Regions from separate parts of the Homo sapiens genome. Here region 1 is linked to region 2. A link is a loop called in an ENCODE intact Hi-C map of the cell type or tissue named here. Cell type or tissue: ascending aorta. All regions are shown on one strand. Links, peaks and the distances in the headings refer to the core of each region. The heading gives the core; the rest is flanking DNA.

Region 1 (4,075 bases), core at 710-3,209, 460 kb after region 2:
CACATTAAAAGAAAAAGAAATTGAATTATCTTTCAGTGATAAGAATTCTTTCAATTATTATACAATTTTCACATTGTGGCATTTTCAGCATTTGTGATTAAATTCATACGTTGTTCGTTGAATTATTGATTTACATTGATTAAATTTGATGTTTATGATAGAATTTTCCAGAGTTGGGTAGAAAGGGGTGCTCCCAGGATTAAAGCCAAGTATATTATCACTGTCAAGTTTCTCACCATATCCTAGCTGGGAGATAATAAAGTCCAATTCCTCGATGGTGTGGATACTTGTGAGGTCACCGCCTTCCTTCCTGCAGGTGGTCAGAGCATCCCTCTGGATTTTTTTCTCATCTCTGTGAATCTTGTAACAGTGACCGGCATACGGCCACCACTGACTAGGACAGTGAGTAGGCACATCACTTTCTAGAAACAAAAAGGGGGGTCGGAAAAAAATTTTAAAAGATTTGATTAAAACTATAACAATATTTTAATCATTTTATATAATACATGAAACAGCTTATAGTTACTAGGCAAATAAAGGTAACATTTAGTTTTTATTTTCGCAGCATACATATTCACCAAAAATAGACAAGGCATATACTATTTTGTTGGTTTTTAGACAAAACAAAATAACCTACTTTTTAATCAAATGGGAAATCACCTTATCAACTTTCTTTCTTTCTTTTTTTTTTTTTTTTAAGAGACAAGGTCTCCCTCTATTCCCCAGGCCAGAGTGCGGTGGTGTGATCATGTCTCATTGCAGCCTCAACCTCCTGGGCTCAAGCAGTCCTCCTGCCTCAGCCTCCTAAGTAGCTGCTACTACAGGGCATAAGCCACTGTACTTGGCTATGGGAAATCTCTTTTTAAAAAGTTATATCTACAACAAGACTATACTAATACATATTAGATTATCTAAATCTTGTCAGCAAACCTGAACTAAGCATCTGTTATGCACTGTTTAAATGCTGGAGGCCTGAAAGCTTTGGGGGACTAAACACATCCCCTAAAAGATTTGAATTTACTTTATTCTATGGACATTAGGGAGCCAGTCACTCTTGAGAGGCAGGTTAGTGTTGAAGTAGAGAGCTGGAATGGCTGGGGGACAAACGGTCTCCAAGGAGCCTCCGCCACCATAGCCACATGAGTCAGCCACTTGTTGCCTCAGAACAGACCCACTACCATTTAGTTGCTACCCAAAACTGACACGTGCTTGTGACTAGGAGAGGGATCTGGAGTCATAACTCCTAAAACCTGAATTTGCGGTAAGTTGTGTGATCTTCGGCAAGTCACATCACATGAAAAGGAGTACCCATATAGGTGAAAATTTTTAAATGAGATTAGTACTAACACTAATATCAAACCACCCACCCCATGTTCTTCTGAACTAGAAAAGAATAGAGAGAGTGTGCTTGTAAATCACAAGCACCACACAATCATTATTTAATTAAACCAGCTGTCAACATCCTCAGCCTCGCTACTAATAGGATCAAATTGTATAATCTTGATTATACGCTGCAAAAATTTAATAGTAATGAGCTAGGGGAAAGTGACAATAAAGACATTTGAAGGCAGATGTTTATTCATCCCTATTGCCTTGAGCCTGGCACAGGGCCTGGTACATATAAGCGTATTGAGTATTGGAAGAGAAAAAGAATTGAAGTTATAGTTGATATATGGCTGCTTGTTATTACTATTCTAGAGATACTATTTCAAACAGTAATTTGGCAACATGTTTTGCTTAGAAGGGGACTATATTGCCAAATGAAAGTGAACGTATATATTATTTAAGCTCATATTAAATGTTTTCAAATGGCTGTCTTAGTATATGTTCGTTATAGGGTACCTTTCTTCACTATTCCTTTGATGAATTGGTCGTATCTTCCCTTAAAGGTGGAGAGTATCTGAAACATCATTGTTTAAGCCCAGGATTTTGTGCCCTGCAGTCATACAAGTAACTACTCAGTCATGAGGCTCAAATGCTGTACAATTGTAATAAAAAATGCATATTTAAAAAAATTCTATTCCCTCAATACAATTTAGATTCTGTGCACTTCCAGTGGTTACAAAAAAAAAAAGAAGAAAAAGAAAAAGAAAGCAAGCTTAGTACAGCTTTGGAGCCCTCTGGTGGGTTATTTTAATTTTGCTACCTAGGAAATTGAAAATAGTATCAGCCAATGCTGTCCTTCAAAAACTGAAATGATGAACTTTAAACATATTTGAAAGCATGAAAACAACCAACTTGAGTGAAATGAAGGGGAGTTCCCTGGGGCAGCCACAGAAGATGATTTGTTCCTCTAGCCACAGCTCATGTGCTCAGTGGCCACATGCGGTTAAGTGGCTGCTAAGCCAGAGAGTACAGCCCTAGAGACCTGAGGATTATGGACAAACGGGTTAGTGTTACAATAATTCACAGGGTTTGAGGTTGAATTCTTGCCTAAGGCTGTTGCTAATCCCGTATGCTGCATAATTTGAACTCTGATACGCTTTTCCAAGCTCTGGTTTATTTGAGTTTATAGATAAAACAGAATCATTAATCCAGGGAGTATAGAGATGTTCAGAAACTGACATCAAGTGGTTAGCGAGTGAAGAAGGCATCATGGAGGAATAAGAATGTACTGAGTGTTTGATGAAATGAACAAAATTTTATCTCAGGAAGAAGAGTCATGAACATTTCCATTTTACACATGAGGATCCCAGCACCGGCAGGTTAAGCAGTAAGGCCAAGTTACAGAATTCTGAGTGCTGTACCAGAGAAACTATAAAGTAACTATTCTCCTCTTTGGCAACATGGAAATTCCAAGTCTTAGAAAGAGAATTGTAATGAAGGCTTCCAAAAAAGGAAAAAATACACTATTTCTCCTAGAGGAGGAATAGTAGAGGTAAAATGCAAAAATGGTGAGCTTTCTCTAAAGATACCCACCGTCACTATGGAGAGCCTGTAAAGGATAATCAAACCCAACATCCAGGTCCCGCATCTATATCTATTTAGGATCTTGGCCAAATCTATATCAATTAAAATTGCAAACACATCTCCTCCCTAATCCAACAATTCCACTTCCAGGAATGATCACATGCATGAAATGATGTGCATAGAATGTATATAGTTATTTACCTCAGGACTGTTTGTATTAATAAAAGATTGGAAGTAAATTAAATTAAAAATCCATTACACAGGAGATCGGTCAAAAAAATATATGTGCTGTCTCTGCAATAGCTTTTGGACAGCCATAAAATTAAACATAGAAGCTGTTTATATTCTACGTGGAATGATGTCCAAAATTGTTGTTAAGTGGAAAACTTAGGATAAAAACATATTATAGTATACTGCCATTTGTATGAAACAAAAATAATTATAAATATATTTGTTTATATAGTCACAGAATAACTAAGGATACACACCCAGAAACAATTATTCTCCAGGAAGGTAAACTGGGTGTTACAGGTGAGAGGTAGGGAAAACCTTATTATTTATCATGTTGTATCTTTTGAATCTCTAGCTATGTCAAGCGTATTTTAAAATACATGAAATTGCTTTCAAAGCCAATGGGAAGAAAAAAACAAGAATGCCACATTGTCAGTTTCCTCCAGCAGAAAAACAGAAATAAATTAAACCATTTAAAGCATTCGCTGTCCCTCCAAAAAGAGGTAATAATAAAAAATATGTAGTTTGTCTTTCATCAATTGGAAGAAAGAATTCTTGCCTTAGTAGTTTATTCTCCTATAAAATTGTAAGGGACAACACAATTGATTTTTTTTTTTCTTGAAGTCTAGCCGATATTTAAAATTCAGTTACAGGCCAGGCACGGTGGCTCATGCCTGTAATCCCAGCACTTTGGGAGGCTGAGGTGGGTAGATCACCCAAGGTCAGGAGTTCAAGACAAGCCTGGCCAACACAGCGAAACACCATCTCTGCTAAAAATACAAAAATTAGCTGGGCGTGATGGCACACATCTGTAATCCCAACTACTCGGGAGGCTGAGGCAGGAGAATCACGAACCCAGGAGGCGAAGTTTGCAGTGAGCTGAGATCGCGCCATTGTACTCCAGCCTGGGTGACAGAATGAGACTCTGTCTCAA
Region 2 (4,075 bases), core at 744-3,243:
AACACCACTAGAATTCCAATTGTCCTTCCCATGAGTTTTTCTGAGTTAGTAAGTTTTTAGTGTAAGTGTTTTTTAATCTTTTGGTGCAGATTTTAAGAGGTTTTCAGGATGAAGTAATACTCTTCAGGTGCACTGGTATTGCTACTGTATCAAACAAACATCTTTTATTGGACCTTGGAGACGTTTTTATTCTGTAATATTTTTGCTGTATTTGTTACAGTGGGTACTGTAGGGTTCATGTGTATGAAAAAATGTTTTGCTGTATGGCAGACAGTTTTTGAATGGTAACTGAGGGCAACAGTAATAGACTGATTTAGCTGTTTTAGTTACTTTATGGTGGCTCACGTTTTTTTTTTCTCACAAATGTGGGAAGATGAACTGTGGAATTTCAATTGTCTGAATATGTTTCCCCTTCTAGGCAAATAATTTTTCAGACTTGAAGAAGGAGGAAAAACAGAAAAAAAAAACCCTGATATTTACTGATGTAACAAACAAAAAGTATACTCTATTGATAACTCAGTCTCAGATAGCCCAATCATTTTCCCCATGTTGTGAACAGAGTCAAACATCTTTGTAATCTCCTTATCCAAAATGAACAATTCAACTAACATTCAAATTCACTAACAATAAAAATATTAATTAGGATTATTTTTTGATAGGTGGATTAATTATACAGCTCTTACTTTTCCCCGAATCCCAACTTTTAACAGTAATACATTATGGTTTTATAACAACTCTTTTTTCTAGAAAGCTATTAACCACAATATCGGGAATTTAGTATGATAATTATAGAGTTTCCAAGTGATAAAATCCATGTATACGTGTGTCCAATCATTGATTCACTCAACAATCAATATTCATTGACCATAAAAGGCTAATAACAGCCTGAAGTTACTGTGTGATTAATTTAGTGTTTCACACTCCAAGTTAAAATATTTGACTGTCCAGAAGCCTTTAGTGTGTTTTCTTTCTTTCTTCTAAAGTCTACAACATTTCAATGAAGCGGAATTTACTTGATCATAAATAGATGACCTGCAGGCCATTATTTTTGTAGTAACCAGAAATAGAAACAGCTCTTTGAAAATGATTAACTAGAAGAATACAATGTTTTTCGCTAGTGTGGGAACATACCGCTTTCCTCAATGGAATACATCTGCAATTCTCTTAACCAGCGACAAACCGAAAAAGCAAGTCAGGCTCACAAGAAGGAGTGATAGCCGATGGCTTTATGGCTTTAGTGGAGCATATTTTCCCCTTAATAGATTGATTATTTATTTAAATAAAGCTTTGGATTTAATCTTAATTACATTCTCCTCTTTAGACCCCGAGCTGGGGAGGAAAAGGAAGTGTTGAGATATTCCATGCCACTTTTAGGTCAAAAGATAGAAAGCTCCAAAGATAGGAACTGAGTTCAGAGAAGCAAATAGGAAAACAGATTTAAAAAAATACACAGCAATTGGCATGGTTATAAAATGGTGGTAATTTTGCCTTTCCCAGGAGACATCTGGCAGGTTCTGGAGACATTTTTGGTTGTCACAGTTGGAGAGGAGTGTTTCTGGCGTCTAGTACGTAGGGGCCAGGGACGCTGCTAACCATCCTACCATGCACGCGACGGCTCCACGGCAACGAGATATCCAGCCCCAAATGGCCACGGTGCTGAGGCTGAGAACCTGCTATAAATCTAAACTGTTTTTGCGATACTAGATTCATAAAATATTGCTCAGTGCTAGTGGGAATATACTGGAGATATAAAAGAAAACACCCCTTATCTAAATATCTGCTTAAAGGTTTCTTTCTCATCTAACGATGAATAATTTTTAGGGACAGTTCTTTATCTAAATGCAACTATAAAAAATGATCACAGTCACCAAATTCTTAGTGCATGCTAGGCGCTGTACATTTGCTTCAATCATCCTGTTCAAATTTATTACAACCATATGATGTCAGTGCTATTATTAGCACAGAAAAACAATCATTTATTGCATTGAGTATCCTCTAGAGGTCAGCAGTCACTTGCTCTTCTCTTGGTCCGTAATCGTCAGTAGCATGACCTTGAAATGTGGCTAAAAAAGTCAATGTCAGGAGAACGCACTAAAACTCTGGATGCCATTTGAATGCCCCCGCCCCCAAGAGTTCTGTAGTCCTAAGTGTTAAAAAATACAGGCAAAGGAGACAGGACTTATCAAAGGTATTTAGAGTTAGATGGAAAAGGCACACATAAATCTTAAAAGCTAAAGAAAGGCCAAATCTAATTCAGTGTATGAAGACAGAAAAGAGCAGATTAGGGATCTGAATGACCTGGGCTATCACAGCTCTTCCTCCCTGCATCCTGCCACCCCACACCTTCAAACACACACACTTAAAGGACACTGATACAGTGACCTTAACAGAGCTCTGTGTATCTCCTTATAGTCATCGACAAGGATTTATTCAGCATCTGGGCCAATATTTCTGGCTGTTATATAATCTTAACTGGCTGAGCTAGGATGATATAAATTATTCCTTTGTGGGCAAGTCCAGAAAAATTTATAATTAAAAGCAGAGCTATTTCAATGACTAAACAAATATAAATAATATTTTTTTATGTAAAGGAGCTTGTGCATATTTCACATTTTACATATTTTTAGTGTTTAAGAGAGTTCGGCTCAATAGAAACAGATCAGTCATTTAATTCCAATTTAAAATGTGTGACTGAGTAGTTGGTTTAGATTTGAGATTTTAAGTTGCAAACTTATGAATTTTATATACTTTATTAATCATTTAGAAGGTCTTAAATTTCACCATATTTATCATTTTAATTTGTTTCCTAAGATTTACCTACTTGGGAAATTTCTGTTAGTCAGACAACTTACAGGCTTAAAAAAGATAAGAAGCATCAAATATATAAATGCATTTCAAAAGGTGTGGGATTGAAAGAGGAATAGAGTAGTTTAAAGTAAATACTGACATACCCAGAAGTATAGAAGGGGACTATCATTGGAGAAGAAAAGTCAGCTCTGCCCAGGAGTAAAAGAAATGAAGTGCTCCATCCCCAAGAGTAACACACTTCCTAAGTCAGGTGACTGTAGGGGTCCCTACCAGGCGGTTCCCTGACTACACACCTTATAGGGAAGTCTAAGTGCCATCTACCGTTGACCCTTGAACAACACAGATTTGAACCATGTGGGTCCACTTATGTATGAAGATTTCCTTCATCTTCTGCCACCCAAGACAGCAAGACCAACCCCTCCTCTTCCTTAGCCCACTCAGTGGGAAGACGATGAGGATGAAGAACTTTATGATGATCTACTTCTTCTTCATGAATAGTAAGTATATATTTTTTTACTTATAATTTTTTTAACATCTTTTCTCTAGTTTACTTTTTTGTAAGAATACAGTACATAGTACATACAACACAACACATGTGTTAACTGACTGTTGATGTTCTTGGTAAAGCTTCTGGTCAACAGTAGGCTATTAGTAGTAAGGCTTTGGGGAGTCAAAAGTTGTATATGGATTTCCAACTGTGCAATGGGTCAACGCCCCTAACCGCCACATTGCTCAAGGTTTGTCTATACTCCTACCTATCTACATGGAGCCGCAGCTGCCCTCTCATTTAGAGATGAGAAGACTACTAAGAAAACAAGACTAAAAGATTCCAGAGGAACCCATGCCACCTGCCTATAATGAACCAAAGTAGTCAATCATTCACAAATATGGATGGACAAATAAGTAAAAGCAGATATTTGGAAAATAAAAAGAAAGAAGAGCCTAAAAGGTCCAAAATAAGCAGATAAACCAATTTCAGGGAAACAAAAATACAAGGAACTTAAGCAAACTTAAACAAGCAGAAAATCCAAATTGGTATCTTCAGAGAGAGTCAAGAGATTATTGCATTTATAAAACAAGAACAAAAAGCTATGAAAAAGTACTGATGAGGCAATGAAATGTCCTTGGAAATTAAAATATACTTGCCAGCATAAAAAAATTCAATGGTCAGCATAATTAATAAAATGAATGTATTTGAAGACTAAAGTGGAGGTTTGTAAACCAAAACAGAAAATGAAAGAAAACAGTCCGGGCACAGTGGCTCAGG

What was found. Hi-C counts contacts between places; a loop is a spot of excess contacts. Peaks named below come from ENCODE experiments on the same cell type or tissue, not always from the same donor. Only the 100,000 strongest peaks of a DNase experiment are listed, where the experiment ranks them.
Region 1: a loop joins it to region 2, with 2.4 times the contacts of the local background. A loop is called at or near these places in 12 of 110 quality-filtered maps.

The regions. Positions count from the first base shown.
Region 1 is chr10:17,845,926-17,850,000 of GRCh38, reverse strand. It overlaps MRC1 (mannose receptor C-type 1), which reads right to left. Exons shown (of 30, transcript NM_002438.4): 7 at 237-422. Among named protein-coding and RNA genes, the nearest start is that of MIR511, 2.9 kb to the right of the region's middle. In ascending aorta, for the core only: a CTCF peak has its summit at 2,126 (motif pointing left); no DNase peak of the experiment used is centred there.
Region 2 is chr10:18,310,862-18,314,936 of GRCh38, reverse strand. The region is part of intron 2 of CACNB2 (calcium voltage-gated channel auxiliary subunit beta 2); the gene reads right to left. Among named protein-coding and RNA genes, the nearest start is that of CACNB2-AS2, 51 kb to the right of the region's middle. In ascending aorta, for the core only: a CTCF peak has its summit at 1,996 (motif pointing right); no DNase peak of the experiment used is centred there; H3K4me3 peaks cover 1,119 bases; H3K27ac peaks cover 1,623 bases.